Regions from separate parts of the Homo sapiens genome. Here region 1 is linked to region 2. Evidence: read pairs that join two places in POLR2A ChIA-PET (ENCODE). Cell type or tissue: OCI-LY7. All regions are shown on one strand.

Region 1 (8,000 bases), 370 kb after region 2:
ACTGCCTGAGTCACTGTGCTATAAACAGAGTCCACAACCCAGAGAAAGACCTGGGACTTTAGGTTTTCTTTAAACTGTTAAACTAGCGCCTGCCCATCCCCTGGTGCCCTTCTAGTCTTGCCCGAGTCCTCCAGCTGCTCAGCAAGACCCTGCCTCCTTAAGCCCCTGTCCTGTGCCACACTAGAGCAGTCATCTATCTTGTAGCCATCCTGTAATTCCAGGTGTGATTGTAATTTGCTGAGGTTTACAGAAAAAAAAAACAAACTTTTTTTTAATCCCAGAAAATACAAAAATCATAGCCAGGGCTGAGGTGGGGGATGAGAAACGCCATTACTCCTTCATGGCCTCCCACCGACGTGCTAAGCAAGCGTCACCATCTGCCTTATTCAGCCCTTCCAGGCACAAGAGTCCCCAAGGGGAAACTTTCAGAGGCTCACCTAGTTCAAAGTCTGCAATGAACGCTCAAATGTGACTAATGAAACCAGTTGCACGAAGGTCCCACCTGGCACCCAGCCTCAGTCCTGTACCCACTCCCACCCCAGGTCCACGCAGATGGGACCCACCACTCTAAGCAGGATGCGGTGCGACCCAAGCGTCTCGTGTGAAGTCTGCATGTGGGAGAGGAACATCCTGTTTGCCTGTAGTGGCTCTGAGGCTCAGACTTCAAAGTAGAGAAGAAAAAAGGCCGGTGCTGGGGGCACCCAGGGCAGAGGAGGAGGGGGAGGGAAGGAGGCTGCTTCGGCTGGGAGGAAGCTCAGGGGCTGCACCGGGCTGGCAGGACTCGACCCCGAGATCCCGAGATCCCAAGGCTGCCAGCAAGCCTGAGGGGAGGGGGCTGCGAACTATTTATTAAGAGCATAAGGGCCACTCCCTACTGGGGCAGGTGTGAAATGCCCCACGAGTGCAGAAGTCCCTCAGGCAGAGGTTTCCTCCTCTGAGAGCCCTTGCCCATCTCCCGTGCTGCTGCAGTGACTGGGAGGCAGCTGTGGCTGTTGGACCCAGACAGGCTGGAGAAAGGAGAGGATGTCGCCCCCAAAGCCCTCGTGCGCCTGGGCTGTGGGAAGCCTGATTGCTTTACATGGGGTGCACGGGCAGACTTCTGACTGCCACCGGCCAACGACCCCCTGGGCCTGGCTCAGGAGCACACAGCAACAGGGTGCTCCTGGGACGGGGCTCAGCAAAGGTGACTTAGAGGATGGAGAATGCAACTAAGGCCGGGTGCGGTGGCTCATGCCTGAAACTCCAGCACTTTGGGAGGCTGAGGCGGGCGGATAGCAAAATCCTGTCTCTACTAAAAATATAAAAATTAGCAGGGCTTGGTGGCACCCACCTGTAGTCCCAGCTACTAAGGAGGCTGAGGTGGGAGGATCACCTAAGCCCGCGGAGGTTGAGGCTGCAGTGAGCTAAGATCACGCCACTGCACTCCATCCTGGGTGATAGAGCCAGACCCTGTCTCAAAAAAAAAAAAAAAAGAGAATGCACCTAAAACTTTCTTCCAAGAAAGTGGCCAGAGATCGTGTGCCCAGCTACTGGCCAGAGCCTCATCTATCACAGGGAAAAGAGCTGTGACTGGGGCCCAGTAAGTGTTTACCAGTGGCTGAAGAGAAATCGTGCGCTGTGCAGCAGCAGAGGCTGGGGAAATGAACCCGGCTAGTACCAACGCGGCTGCAGTGCCCTCCAGCCCTGCGCTGGGCAGCGTGTGGGCATTCTTTCATTCAGTTCTCCCTCCAGCGCTCTGAAGACCCCCATTTGACAGAGGAAGAAACGAGGGGCTTAGGGGTTCCTCACAGTTCTGGAGGCTAGAAGTCCAAGTCAAGGTGCCATCAGGGTTGGTTTCTCCTGAGGCCGCTGTCCTCGGCTCGTAGACCACACCTTCTCCCTGCGTCTTCACAGGGTCTCCCCGGTGCACGTGTGTCCTTACCTCCTCTTCTCACAAGGACACTAGTCAGATTGGGTTAGAGCTCACCTCAATGTCCTTGTTTAATGTTAATTACCCCTTTAAAGCCCTATCTCCAAATAAAGTCACATTCTGGGGATTAGGACTTCAACATATGGATTAGGGAGGGGAGCACAGTTCAGCCCATAACAGTGAGCAAAAGAGAAGGGCGGAAGGCCAGCCCTGGCAGGCTCTGCAGCCCCCACTCCCAACCATGAGGCCATCTGCCACTCGCATGGCAGGACAATAAAAACGAGGGCTGCAAAGAGAGTAACATGGAAAACTGCCCGTGAATGTTAAATGACTGATACTAAATTTTAAAAACACACCCTATCTAAAAACAATGATCCCAAATACGTTCTTTTTTGTTGTTGTTGTTTGCTTTTTTGAGATGGAGTCCCACTCTGTCACCCAGGCTGGAGTGCAGTGGCACGATCTTGGCTCACTGCAAACTCCGCCTCCTGGGTTCAAGCGATTCTCCTGCTTCTGCCTCCTGAGTAGCTGTGATTACAGGTGTGCGCCACCACACCCAGCTAAGTAGAGACGGGGTTTCACCACATTGACCAGGCTGGTCTCAAACTCCTGACCTCAGGTGATCCACCCTCCTAGGCCTCCCAAAGTGCCGGGATTACAGGCATGAGCCACCACGCCCGGCTCCAAATACATTCTTTAAGAGTGTATCCATGTGTCTAAGTGAGAAACAATATGTCCCCAAAGGTCAGTAGTGGGGTGAATGGTGTTCCCCCAAACTTACATTCACCTCGAATCTCAGAATGGACCTCATTTGAAAAGAGGGTTGCATAAGGGTCTCAAAATAAAATCATACTGCATTTAGGGTAGGCCCTAAATCCAGGGACTGGGTGTCCTTATCAGAAGAGGAGGGGACACACTGAGGGAAGAAGGCGTGTGAAGGCAGAGGGAGACATCGGTGATGCAGCCACGTGCCAAGGAGCGCTAAGGAGTGCCGGCAGCCACCAGCAGTCTGTAAGCTGAAGGGGCAAGTAAGCACCCCCCACACCCTCTCGCCACCACCCACCAGAGTCTTGTGGAGAACAGGGCCCTGCCAACACCTTGATGTCATATTTTCAATCCGTTTCTGCTGAGCGAATACGTTTCTGCTGTTTGAAGCCACTTGACTTGGGGTCATTGCTTATGACAGTCCAAGGAGGCTCATCCAGTTGGCTTGTTGATTTCACCTCACCCCGGCTCAAACACAGAAAATGAGATGGGCCTAGGGGTCCCAGACAGTTCCAACAAGCAGGGATCCCTGAGGGGGAGACATGACCTCACCAGGTTTGGACTGTGATGGGCACCTGAACAACACGGTCAGACTCCTTAAGGGTCCACAAGGCAGAGAAAGAAGAAAATGGAGCTATCTGGGCTAAGCAGGAGGCCGCAGGTGAGTGGAAGACACGGGAACAGAGCTGAGGCCACCATCCGTCCAACAAACGGCTGCTGGTGAAGCGGAAAACTCAAGTTGGCGGCTGAGCTGCATTCTGCATCTTTTTTTTTTTTTTTTTTTTTTTTTGGCCAAGACAGCTGCGGCTTAGCAAGCTTTGGGGTTTTGGCAGCCCCACATCTGCAAGCTGCACGCCTGGACTGTAAACTGTTTAGCATCGTTGCCTTGGGATCCAATCCTACAGGCTGCTGGAAGTGAGACTCGGACAAAAATGAGGAGGGAGGCTTCCTGCAGATGTGCAACTCTGCACAACCGTCCTGCAGAACAAGGTCTTTATATCACCAAGCCACCTCCTCTCCAGATCCCAGACATTGCCATGGCTGAGCAGGATTTGCCTTCCTGAAAGAAAAATATCCATGCAGTGCCCCAACTTCAGACTGTTCCAAATGTGCCGCTCCAGGAAAGGACGTCCCCCTGACGCATACTCATCTGTGCAGAAACGAGGACCTCAACCAGCCTTGAAGGCCCCTCTGTGAATATTGCGTCACTGTCTCCATTCATTGCGTTTCAAGCCTAATAAATATTTTAACACTTCTCAGAAGACAAGTACAGAAGACCTAAACAAAACATGCATCCTCTCTTCTCTTCAAAACCCTCTGCCATTTTATTTTAATCCAGCACAGGAGGAAAAAAATCATTCCTTAAGGCAATGAAAGTTTAATTAGCGGGATATCATATCTGCTTTAAGAACTTGGTTTCGCTTGTATATGAAAATCGCTGAAAGAAGGTGGAAGCACCGCCGTCTCTGAATTGCGGCTCTAGAATGCGTCCTCTCTTCACACACATGGACTACAGACGTGCTTTTGTACCCACGCGAGGAGACAGAAAGGGGGAAGAAAGGAAGCTCCTGTCCCTCCAGCCCTCAGAAGTGGCTGGGCATTGACGAGGCTGTCGGGGCAAGGCGCAAACAGGGATGTGCCTACCCCCTAAAGTGAAGACCACCTCCCTCTCAAGTGGGAACGGGCTGCACCCAGGAGGAGGTCTGAGGGCAGCTGGCAGACAGCAGATGAGCAGACGAAGCAGCTCAAGTCAGCCCTTGCCCCAGAGCGCCAGGACGGGCCACACAGAAGGCTCTGTCGCCTTGCACGGCTCTCCAGCTTCACGACAGACCAGCCAGAGATGGACAGTGTGCCAGGGGTGGGATTGGAACTCCAGAAGGAGTCTGGACACCAGCGGGATCAGAGAGACCTCGCTTGGACGATATCCCCTCCCAAGCTCACGGGTTCACGCGTGTGGCGGTCACACGTGTGGAGCGGATTGTCCGCTTTTTTCTACCGTCCACACGATTCAAATTCCAGGCCCAAATGACATGACTCACTTTCTGCTGGGGGTGAAGGCATTTTAATTTTGCCTTTTGCCATCGGAAGGGGAGTTGAATGCTCCTCTGAGTGCCACTCTCCCCTCCTCTTCCCCCAAATACTTTTATTTATTTATTTTTTTTGAGACGGAGTCTCACTCTGTCGCCAGGCTGGAGTGCAGCGGCGCGATCTCAGCTCACCGCAACCTCCAACTCCCTGATTCAAGCAACTCTCCTGCCTCAGCCTCCCAAGTAGCTGGAATTACAGGCACGTGCCACCACACCCAGCTAATTTTTGTATTTTTAGTAGAGACGGGGTTTCACCATGTTAGCCAGGCTGGTCTCAATCTCTTGACTTTGTCATCCTCCCGCCTCAGCCACCCAAAGTGCTGGGATTACAGGCGTGAGCCACCATGCCCAGCACCAAATACCATTTTAAAGTTGCAAGAAACATCTCAAAGTATCTCGAATACTGCCCTTCCCATCCTGACCCTCGTGAGGCAGATGGCTACGGTGTACACAGACAGCCAACCTCCCTTCTGTTTGAACAAAAAACCACACCTGCCCTTTCTAGCGGAGCATGCTGGAAAATACCCATTTCTTCCCTGCATTTGATCTTTTGGAGCAAATGTCACCTGGCACCCATAAGACTGACACATCCTAAGTCCCTGGCTCTGGCCACCACCACAGCCTCTGCCACCACCCAGGAGAGGGGACCATGGTCATGCAGGGGCACTCAGGCCAAGGTCCTGTTTGGAGAAATAATGGGGCAAGGGAGAGAATGGGCCCCCAAATGACTGCCACAGGCCGGACAGCCCCTCTCTCACCCTCCGAGGCCCTCAATAGCTGGCCCACCCCTCTTACTTACGTTGAAAAAGGAAGCATTTTTCCCCTCTTACGTTCTGGGAAAACTCAAAGAAACTGCATTGCTAAAAAGGGACCCCATTCATGGCTCCTTTCTCTGTCAAGGATGTGGCTGGGAGCACTAGCATCTCACCCAAGGCTTTTTTTTTTTTTTTTTTTTTTTGAGACAGAGTCTCACTCTGTTGCCCAGGCTGGAGTGCTGTGGCATGATCTCAGCTCAGTGCAACCTCTCCCTTCCAGGTTCAATTGATTCTCCCGACCCAGACTCCCAAGTAGCTGGGATTATAGGCACATGCAACCATGTCCGGCTACTTTTTGTATTTTTAGTAGAGACGGGGTTTCACCACGTTGGCCAGGCTGGTCTCAAACTCCTGACCTCAGGTGATCCGCCCACCTCAGCCTCCCAAACTGCTGGTTTTCCATTTTTTTTGTAAGCACCAGAGGCTGAGGACTTCTTTTTGAGTGGAGAAGGCCACCTCATCTCTGCTTTTCCAGGCTAGAGTTTAGCACCAGATCCAAAGCCTCGGGAAGGCACCCTAGCAGACGCAAACTCTGCTTGTGTATTTATTTATTTTGAGACAGAGTTTCGCTCTTGTCACCTAGGCTGGAGTGCAATGGCACGATCTCGGCTCACTGCAACCTCCACCTCCCGGGTTCAAGCGATTTTCCTGCCTCAGCCTCCTGAGTAGCTGAGAATACAGGCGTGCACCACCATGTCCGGCTAATTTTTTTGTATTATTCGTAGAGACGAAGTTTCACCATGTTGGCCAGGCTAGTCTCGAACTCCTGAACTCAGCTAATCCACCCGCCTCGGCCTCCCAAAGTGCTGGGATTATAGGCATGAGCCACTGTGCCCGGCCCAAAATCTGCTTTTAAGTGTAGGCATGGGGACCCCTGATATTCATGGAAGAAGAATGAGCACCCCACAACCCCAAACCCATGCCCTTCTCTTCCATGGACTGAGAAAGCCACGAAGCTGCCATGTGCAATGATCTGGACCTTTCTATCTTCATCAAGCTCATGGCTGTTCCAGACCATGCTGCGCTGTATATAGAACTTAAACCAAAGGCTTCTGAGCAAGAAAGGTGTGTAAACTGGGGCTAAGAAATGTGCCAGAGGAGAATTTTGTTTTAAATCTTTCATATGGAACAACTTTAAGTCACTGAGCAGACTTCAATGTGTTCCATTCTTCAATGTTTGAGTACAGCCTGAAAGGACCAATAACGTCATCGATTTCCTGCTAAGAAGAGAGAAGGAGCGGCAGGACTGGGGGATCTTAACTTTTCACTTCATACCCACCTGGACACATGAATTTTCTTTTCTTTATCTTAACAATAAGCATGTACTAATTCAATAACTTAAGATAATTTTAGGCCAGACACTGTGGCTCACACCTGTAATCACAGCAGCACTTTAGGAAGCCAAGGCTGGAGGATTGCTTGAGCCCAGGAGTTCAAGACCGGCCTGGGCAACATAGTAAGACCCCATCCCTAGAAAAATATATTTTAAAAATTAGCCAAGTGTGGTGGCACATGCCTATAGTCCCAGCTACTCAGCAGTCTAAGGTTAGAGGATGGATCGAGCCTGGGAGGTCAAGGCTACAGTGAGCCATGATGGTGCCACTGTATTCCAGCCTCGATGACAGAGGGAGACCCAGTATAAAAAAAATTAAAATAGGCAGGGCGCAGTGGTTCATGCCTGTAATCCCAGCACTTTGGGAGGCTGAGGTGGGCAGATCACTTGAGGTCAGGAGTTCATAAATACCTTATTATTATAACCTCCACTTCACAAATGAGAAAAGCTAGGCACGGAGAGGGAGCAAGTCTTGTCCACAATCTCACAGTAACTAAATTCTAAAGTGAAAGAAGGCCGGGCACAGTGGCTTATGCCTCCAATCCCAACACTTTGGGAGGTCAAGATGGGAGGATTGCTTGAGGCCAGGAGTTTGAGACCAGCCTGGGCAACATAGTGAGACCCCATCTTTACAAAAAATTAAAAAAAAAAATCTGAGCATGTTGACGCTCGCCTGTAGTATCAGCTACTTGGGAGGCTGAGGTGGGAGGATTGCTTGAGCCCAGGAGGTCAAGGCTACAGTGAGCCAAGATCACACCACTGTACTCCAGCCTGGGTGACAGAGTGAGACCCTGCCTCAAAAATATATATATAAATAAAGTCAAAGAAGTTGGGGTAGGGGCAGCAGGGGGAGTCAGATCTAAGGAAATAAGGCTGTAGTTATCAGTGACTTTTTAACACCAGGGCATTGAACGCTCATAGACTGCTTGGCAGCGCAGCTCAGAGAGGTAGCAGAGTATTTGCCCAAAGCCCCATGTTACAGATGGGGACTCAGAAGCCACAGTAAGAAACAGAACCCTCCTGGGGTCAGACAGCGGCAGGGCTGGACTAGAATCCCCCACTTCTGCCTCTGGTGCTCAGGGCCAAGCTCA
Region 2 (8,000 bases):
AGGCTAAGGTGGGTGGATCACCTGAGGTCATGAGTTCAAGACCAGCCTGACCAATATGGTGAAACCCTGTCTTTACTAAACATACAAAACTTAGCCAGGTGTGGTGGCATATGCCTGTAGTCCCAGCTACTCAGAAGGCTGAGACAGGAAAATTGCTTGAACCCAGGAGGTGAAGGTTGCAGTAAGCCAAGATCGTGCCACTGCCCTCCAGCCTGGGCAACAGAGCAAGACTCTGTCTCAAAAACAAACAAAAAGGCCAGGCACAGTGGCTCACGCCTGTAATCCCAGCGCTTTGGAAGGCTGAGGCAGGCGGATCACGAGGTCAGGAGTTCGACACCAGTCTAGCCAATATGGTGAAACCCCGTCTCTACTCAAAATACAAAAATTAGCCAGGCGTGGTGGCGCACACCTGTAGTCCCAGCTACTCAGGAGGCTGGGGCAGGAGAATCTCTTGAACCTGGGAGGTGGAGGTTGCGGTGAGCCGAGATCATGCTACTGCACTCTGGCCTGGGTGACAGAGCGAGACTGTCTCAAAAAAAAAAAACAAAAAAACTGAGACTATAATTTATAAAGAAAAGAAGTTGAATTGGCTCACAGTTCTGCAGGCTGTACAGCAAGAATAGTGGCTTCTGCTTCTGTGGAGGCCTCAGGAAACTTACAATCATGGCAGAGGGTGAAGGGGAAGCAGGCACGTCTTACATGGCTGGAGCAGGAGAAAGGTGGGGGAAGGTGCCGTCCACTTTTAAACAACCAGATTTTGTGAGAACTCAATCACGAGAACCACACTAAGAGGATGGTGCTAAACCGCTCATAAGAAATCACCCCCATGATCCAGTCACCTCCGACCCGGCCCCACCTCCAACATTGAGGATTACAGTTCGACATGAGATTTGGGTGGGAACACAGATCCAAACCATATCAGTCTCTCCTCAAATAATTTTTTTTTTTGGTAATTGTATTGCTCTGTGAAATCAAAAAAATCTGGGAATCATTGTTCTAACACCAATCCCAGAGATCTGCTAATTCCTGAGTTGCCCTGAACCCTTAAAGATGATGCCATTTCCACTCTGAGAACCCAGGCATTTGCCATTGATTTCCTGAAGGCAAAGACCTGAAGGGGGAACATCAGTCAAGAGAGTCCTTGCTACCTTCTGCCACAGCTGTCATTCTTGACCCCAAGAGCAATGATTGGAAAGTAAATGCCCTACTTCAGTCTTGTCCTTGACACTGATGGATAATTTTGGAATATCTGGCGTTGTGTGAATATCTTCAGGCAACTGATAGTAATGTAGTCTTACTAACTGCCACAGGGTACAGCTAATGTTCCCGAATGAATAAAGCAGTGAAAGAGAGCAGTCGATGAGCTTTTAGACCCAATTCTTTTGATGGGTTCACCATATTTCTTCCTACTCCAGTAAGGTTGCTCATGTTTGTGATGCAGGTTACGTCGCTGGATTTGTAGACTTGGAGGTGAGCAACAGACCAGACCTCTATGATGTGTTTGTGAATCTGGCAGAGAGTGAGATTACCATTGCTCCCCTTGCAAAAGGTTTGTTCTCTGTTCTGTTCTTGATACAAGATATAAGCCAAACAGTTGTACATTTTTAGGCTGATTCTCTAAAACCAGTATGTGAGGGCTGGCTTACCAACTCTGCTGAAGATGGATATTTCCGTGTCTAGAACACAACATTTATTCCTATAAACATAGACATATTAGCAGAACATCCCGGGTGCTTATGCAGCAGAGTGTATATTAAGAAGTTAAATAGTCTGTTCATCTTGTTTCACTACTTTTGTGTTTAAACAAGGTGTATTATCTACTGCCACATAACAAATCACTTCAGAACTTAGCGGTTTATTTTCTTAATTTTGAAATGTTTCTGAGTCATACAGAACTCAGTGGTTTAAAACAACACATATTCCTTTTTCTTTTCTTCTTCTTTTTTTTTTTGGCAGAGTCTTGCTCTATTTCCCAGGCTGGAGTGCAGTGGCCTGATTTTGGCTCACTGCAGCCTATGCCTCCCGGGTTCAGGTGATTGTCATGTCTCAGCCTCCCGAGTAGTTGGGTTTACAGGCATGCACCACCATGCTCAGCTAATTTTTTTTTTTTTGAGATGGAGTCTTATGCCCAGGCTGGAGTGCAATGGCACGATCTTGGCTCACTGCAACCTCCGCCTCCCAGGTTCAAGTGATTCTCCTGCCTCAGCTTCCCGAGTAGCTGGGATTACAGGCACCCGCCACCGCACCCAGCTAATTTTGTATTTTTAGTTAGTGATGGGGTTTCACCATGTTGGTCAGCTGGTCTTGAACTCCTGACTTCATGATCTGCCTGTCTTGGCCTCTCAAAGTGCTGGGATTACTTACATATGTGAGCCACTGCGCCTGGCCTAATTTTTGTATTTTTACTTGAGACAGGGTTTCACCATGTCGGCCAGGCTGGTCTCGAATTCCTAGCCTCAAGTGATCCACTGGCCTCAGCCTCTCAAAGTGCTGGGGTTACAGGCGTGAGCCATCATGTTCTAAAACAACACATATTTATCTCACAGTTTTGGCGGATCAGGAATGACTTATGTAGAGGTAGTTTGGCTCAGGAAGTTTCAGTCACGATATCCCAGAGCCACAGTCATCTGAAGGCTCCACTGGGGCTGGAACATCCGCTTTCAATGTGCATGGCTGTTGGCAGGAGGCCTCAGTTCCTTCTGCCATGGGCCTCTCCATAGGGTTGCTTGAGTGTTCTTACAATATGACAGCTGGCTCCCCAGGAGTGAGTGACCCGAGAGAGAAAAGGAAGTCACAGTGCGTTTTATAATCTTGCCTTGATAGTCACCATTACTTCCTCCATATGCTATTTGTTAGAAGCAAATCACTAAGTTTAGTCAACACTTGAGAGAGGAATGTCTCCACCTCTTGAAGAAAGGAGTATCAAAAAATATGTAGGCGTTTATCACTACACAGGGTTAAATGTGACTCCAGTATGGAAAATCTTTTTGAAGCATGTCTTAGTAAGCATAAGGGAATGAAGCTGTTCTTAGAGCTAATGATCAGGAAAGGGTGTACTAGTGTTAGAGTGGCATTCTTAGACATTCTAAATTGTTCCAAATTAGGCCGGCCATGGTGGCTCACGCCTGTAATCCCAGCACTTTGGGAGGCCAAGGCGGGTGGATCACGAGGTCAGGAGATCGGGACCAGCCTGGCTAACACGGTGAAACCCCGTCTCTACCAAAAATACAAAAAATTAGCCGGGCGTGGTGGCAGGCGCCTCTAGTCCCAGCTACTCGGGAGGCTGAGGCAGGAGAATCAGTTGAACCCGGGAGGCAGAGCTTGCAGTGAGCCGAGATCGCGCCACTGCACTCCAGCCTGGGTGACAAAGCAAGACTCTGTCTCAAATAAATAAATAAATAAATAAATTGTCCCAAATTACAGCTACATAAAGTAGAAAAGATTGGCTTAAATGCGTGTTGAGCACTACTCAGGTAGTGGTTTTAGATGGGATTACTGATTAACAGCTTTGTTTTGTCACTTATCTTTCTCCTAAAAGTGGGGGCAGCTGAATGCTGACTCATTGGGAATTGTTAGATTCGATTATGTGAGGTTTTATTGAAAAATTCAAATTAATAGAACCATAACTGGCTTTCCTTTAATTCGTTTTAAAATTGCAAACATAATGCATGCTCATGATGAAAAATTCAAACTATGGGGTCAGATCTTTACGAAATAACTGCCTTTTGCAAAGCGAAAGTGAAAGAAAACTGGCTGTGGCTAGGGCCACTTAAGCAGCTGAAGCATTAGGACCAGAAAGGGTGGCCATCTTCCTGCTGCCCTGTGTTGCTCTGTGTCTATAAAAATGGGCTCATCCTAATCCGCACCAGTTGAATGGAGTCTGTCTCTTGAAGTGACAAACAAGTTTCTGTTAACCTCCTCAGTGCAGACAGTAGCAATGTATGTAACCAGGCTAACTTAGGTGGTTTCCTTTGCTCATTTCTAAGAATCTAAACGAATTGAGCGCCCAGCTGGCTTCTGCAGAACTGACAGGAAGCTCCTCTTTCACAATATTCCCGCCAAAAAGATACATTTCTTAACTGTAAAGAGCTGGACTAGAACGTCAGACTCTTGGCTTATAGTCATGACTTAGTTGTAGTCAGAATTGTTCATTATGCTTTGTCTGGGAAGAAAAATAAAAATTTTGGTCAGGTGGGTGTGAAGGGGAAATCTGGTTTGGTGTGATGTGTTTTTATGTTTGCCCAGAAGTATAAATCACGATTATATTATGCCTTTCCTCCCAGCATGTTGTCATATTTGTGTCTAGTGATAAAATGGACATGTGGGAGGTTATCAGCTGCTTTTTGAAAATTCCCTCAGTGTGGTCTTCCAAGTTTTCAGATAGATGGCATGATTATTTTTTATGTCGATTTCTAAATATTCACCTTCTTGATCTCACCAGAGGCCATGGCAATGGGCAAACTGCACAAAGAAATGGGTCAGCTAATTGTTCAGTCTGCAGAAGATCCAGAGAAATCAGAGAGCCACGTTATACAGGTAACTCCCTCACCTTCTGACTTACTGAAAGTCCTGACCCGGTGTCGCTGGGTGGTGTGCGGCAGAGCTGTGCACATAAGCAGAGTGGGGGGCTGTGGTAGAGGCCAGCGGGCAGGTGCTTAGAGAGGGTTTACAGACGGCCACAGTGATGATGGACAAGCAGGTGCAGGCTGGCCTGATCTAGTTAGTTACTGGGCTCGAGGGCAGGTATACACAGGGGCTGGTGCTGACACCGACCGCTGGCAATGAGAAATGTAACTACCAAGTGGTCTGGAAGGCTTTTCTGGGCCAGCCAGTGCATTCTTTCTTCCTAGGAGAATTTCCCTGGAGGAACAAATTATAAAGGGGAGGTTGTTGCTGAGCATGGGGAACTAGATTGTCAAAATTTTGCTTTGCTTGTCTCCAGGACAACAGAAATCATGCAGTCAGACTCCTGTCCCACTTAGTGACTGTTGCCACATGCCGCAGAGCCAGCTCCTTGCTGGTGTCTACCTGGCATGCTGACCAGCGTCCATGTGGCCCAGTGGGCACCTGCTCTGCCCTTGCCAAACTGGGATGGCAAATGGGTTTTATTTCTTGTGCTTTCCACGTGGTGGCCTGCAGCCCGCCCAGCTCCTTGCATTTGGCCTGTTCCCAGCTCCTTGCTCCTCTCCTGAAGGATACACTTCCAGCGTTGCCTTATCTAGATGCCTGACTCATAACCTGGGGCTGGAGGGCCCAGAAGGACTGTCTCCCATCTGCACCTGTCCTACCTGGGGGTACGGGGGCACCTCTGATATGCAGGCTTTACTCATTCGGCCCAACCTGATGCCTTCTTCATTTATCCATTCATTTACTCAGTGTTTCTTGAGCTCTGTTTGTTAGGCATTGCACTGGCAGTGGGGATGCAGTGGTGAGCAAATCCCTGCCCTCATGGAGTCTGTAATTTAGTGGAGTAGATGCACAGAAAATAATAAATGACAAGATAATTACAGCCCATGTTAGGTGCTGTGACAGAAGGGGTTGAGGTGGAGAATATTGGGGGATGGGTAGGCCAGATCTCTAAGGAGGTGACATGTCAGCGGAAAGATGAGAGGGGCCATTTCTCTGCAGTGCTGGTGGCCTGGCCAGCTGTGAGCAGGAAGAGTGGGCTGATCTTGCCCTGAGGACCTGAACACTGGAGACTCTGGGGCCGCTTCTTTCCTACCATGGGAATCCTCACTGCCCACCTACCCCCAACATTAGAGTAAAGACATATTCTTACAATATCAGCAACATATGTGAATCTGAGTTTTGCATTACTGTGTTGTTCACAGACTAAAAGTGCTACCTAGATGACTTAGTATGACGTATGAGACCTTGGGGAGGGCAAGTGAAAGTGCTGGGAATGCTGTAAGGGTTCAAAAATACATGAATGAATTAATGATGTCAGCAAACAAGGAAGAAGACGTGACTTTTTTTTCCCTTTTTTGAGTTTCACTGTCGCCCAGGGTGGAGTGCAGTGGTGCAATCTTGGCTCACTGCAACCTCCACCACGTGGGTTCAAACGATTCTCCTGCCTCAGCCTCCCACGTAGCAGGCACTGGGATTACAGGGGCCTGCCACCACACCTGACTAATCTTGCATTTTTAGTAGAGATGGGGTTTCACCACGCTGACCAGGCTGATCTTGAACTCCTGACCTCAAGTGCTCCGCCTACCTCAGCCTCCCAGAGTGCTGGGGATTACAGGCATGAGCCACCACGCCTGGCCAGAAGACATGATTTTTTTTTTTTTTTTTGGAGACAGAGTCTCGCTCTGTTGCCTAGGCGGGAGTGCAGTGGCGTGATCTTGGCTCACTGCAACCTCTGCCTCCCAGGTTCAAGCGATTCTCCTGCCTCAGCCTCCCGAGTAGCTGGGACCATAGGCATGCACCACCATGCCTGGCTAATTTTTTTGTATTTTTAGTAGAGGCAGGGTTTCACCATGTTGGTCAGGCTGGTCTTGAACTTCTGACCTCAAATGATCCACCTGCCTCGGCCTCCCAAAGTGCTGAGATTACAGGCGTGAGCCACCATGCCTGGCCAGAAGACATGATTTTAATGAGTGCTTTAGTGAGTCCTCAGCCACCCAAAAGGAATAAAGCCTGCGTGGCAGGTGCCGGGTTACTTATCCCAGGCAGAAGAGGACTTTTGGGAAGAGATTCCTTCAAAAAAACAATAGCAGCATTTCTCAAAAAGTTAAACATCAAGTTACCATATGATTTAGCAATGCTGTTTCTGGGTATATACCCAAAATAATTGAAAGCAGGGACTCGGCCAGGCCCGGTGGCTCATGCATGTAATCCCAGCACTTTGGGAGGCCGAGGCGGGCGGATCACCTGAGGTCAGGAGTTCAAGACCAGCCTGGCCAACATGGTGAAACCCATCTCTACTAAAAATACAAAAATTAGCCGGGTGTGGTGGTGGGCGCCTGTTAATCCCAGCGACTTGGGAAGCCGAGGCAGGAGAATCGCTTCAACCCGGGAGGCGGGGGTTGCAGCGAGCCGAGATTGTGCCATTGCACTCCAGCCTGGGCAACAAGAGCAAAACTGTCTCAAAAAAAAAAAAAAAAAAAAAAAAGAAAAAGAAAAGAAACGATACTGTAAAAATATAGCATTATCATCTTATGGGACTACCATTGTAAATGTGGTCCCTGGTTGACCAAAACGTCATTATGTGGTGCATGACTGTACTCGTATGGAAATATCCATAGCAGTGTTACTCACAGTAGCCAAAACGTGGCAGAAGCAACCCAGTGTCCTTCAGCAGATGAATGGGCAAGCAAAATGTAGTCTTTATATACAGTAGAATATTACTCAGCTTAAAAAGGAATGGAATGTTTTGAATGTGGCTTTTGTTGGGGGGGAGAAAAGGAATAGAATTCTGATACATGCTATAGCATGGATGAACCTTGAAACCATGCTAATGAAATAAGCCAGACACTAAAGGGTAAATGTTGTATGATTCCACTTATATGAGCTATCTAGAGCAGACAAATTCACAGAGTTAGACGGCAGAATAGAGGTTCCCAGGGGCTAAGCGAGGGGAAATGGGGTTATTGTGTAATGGGTAGAGTTTCTGTTTGTGATGGTGAAACGTGCTGGAAATAGTGGTGATGGTTGTGCAACGCTGCAAATGTACTTAATGCCACTGAATTATACACTCAGAAAATGACTAAAATTGTAAAAAAAAAAAAAAAAAAAAAAAAACCAAAACCACACACTATGATTTTTCTAAGTTAATTTTGTTTCATTTTTCCTAATTTTTTCTTTAAAAAGAATTATCAGGCCAGATGCAGTGGCTCAGATCTATAATCCCAGCAGTTTGGGAAGCCAAGGTGGGCAGATTGCTTGAGCCCAGGAGTTTGAGACCAGCCTGGGCAACATGGTGAAACCCCATCTCTACAAAAAGTATTTAAAAATTAGCTGGGTGTGGTGGCGCATGCCTGTAGTCCCAGCTACTCAGG

Evidence for each region. ChIA-PET counts read pairs that join two places held together with the same protein. Peaks named below come from ENCODE experiments on the same cell type or tissue, not always from the same donor. Only the 100,000 strongest peaks of a DNase experiment are listed, where the experiment ranks them.
Region 1: POLR2A ChIA-PET joins it to region 2 with 15 read pairs; 2 of 35 experiments call an interaction of 5 or more read pairs at or near these places.

What each region holds. Positions count from the first base shown.
Region 1 is chr10:119,501,884-119,509,883 of GRCh38, forward strand. All of the region lies in intron 4 of RGS10 (regulator of G protein signaling 10), which reads right to left. Among named protein-coding and RNA genes, the nearest start is that of RGS10, 37 kb to the right of the region's middle. RefSeq lists an enhancer at 7,930-8,000. In OCI-LY7, no CTCF peak of the experiment used is centred here; a DNase peak (open chromatin) is centred at 588; H3K4me3 peaks cover 1,151 bases; H3K27ac peaks cover 1,255 bases.
Region 2 is chr10:119,128,074-119,136,073 of GRCh38, forward strand. It overlaps DENND10 (DENN domain containing 10), which reads left to right. Exons shown (of 9, transcript NM_207009.4): 7 at 1,442-1,549; 8 at 4,442-4,536. Among named protein-coding and RNA genes, the nearest start is that of DENND10, 28 kb to the left of the region's middle. In OCI-LY7, no CTCF peak of the experiment used is centred here; DNase peaks (open chromatin) are centred at 3,758 and 4,008; H3K4me3 peaks cover 811 bases; H3K27ac peaks cover 1,351 bases.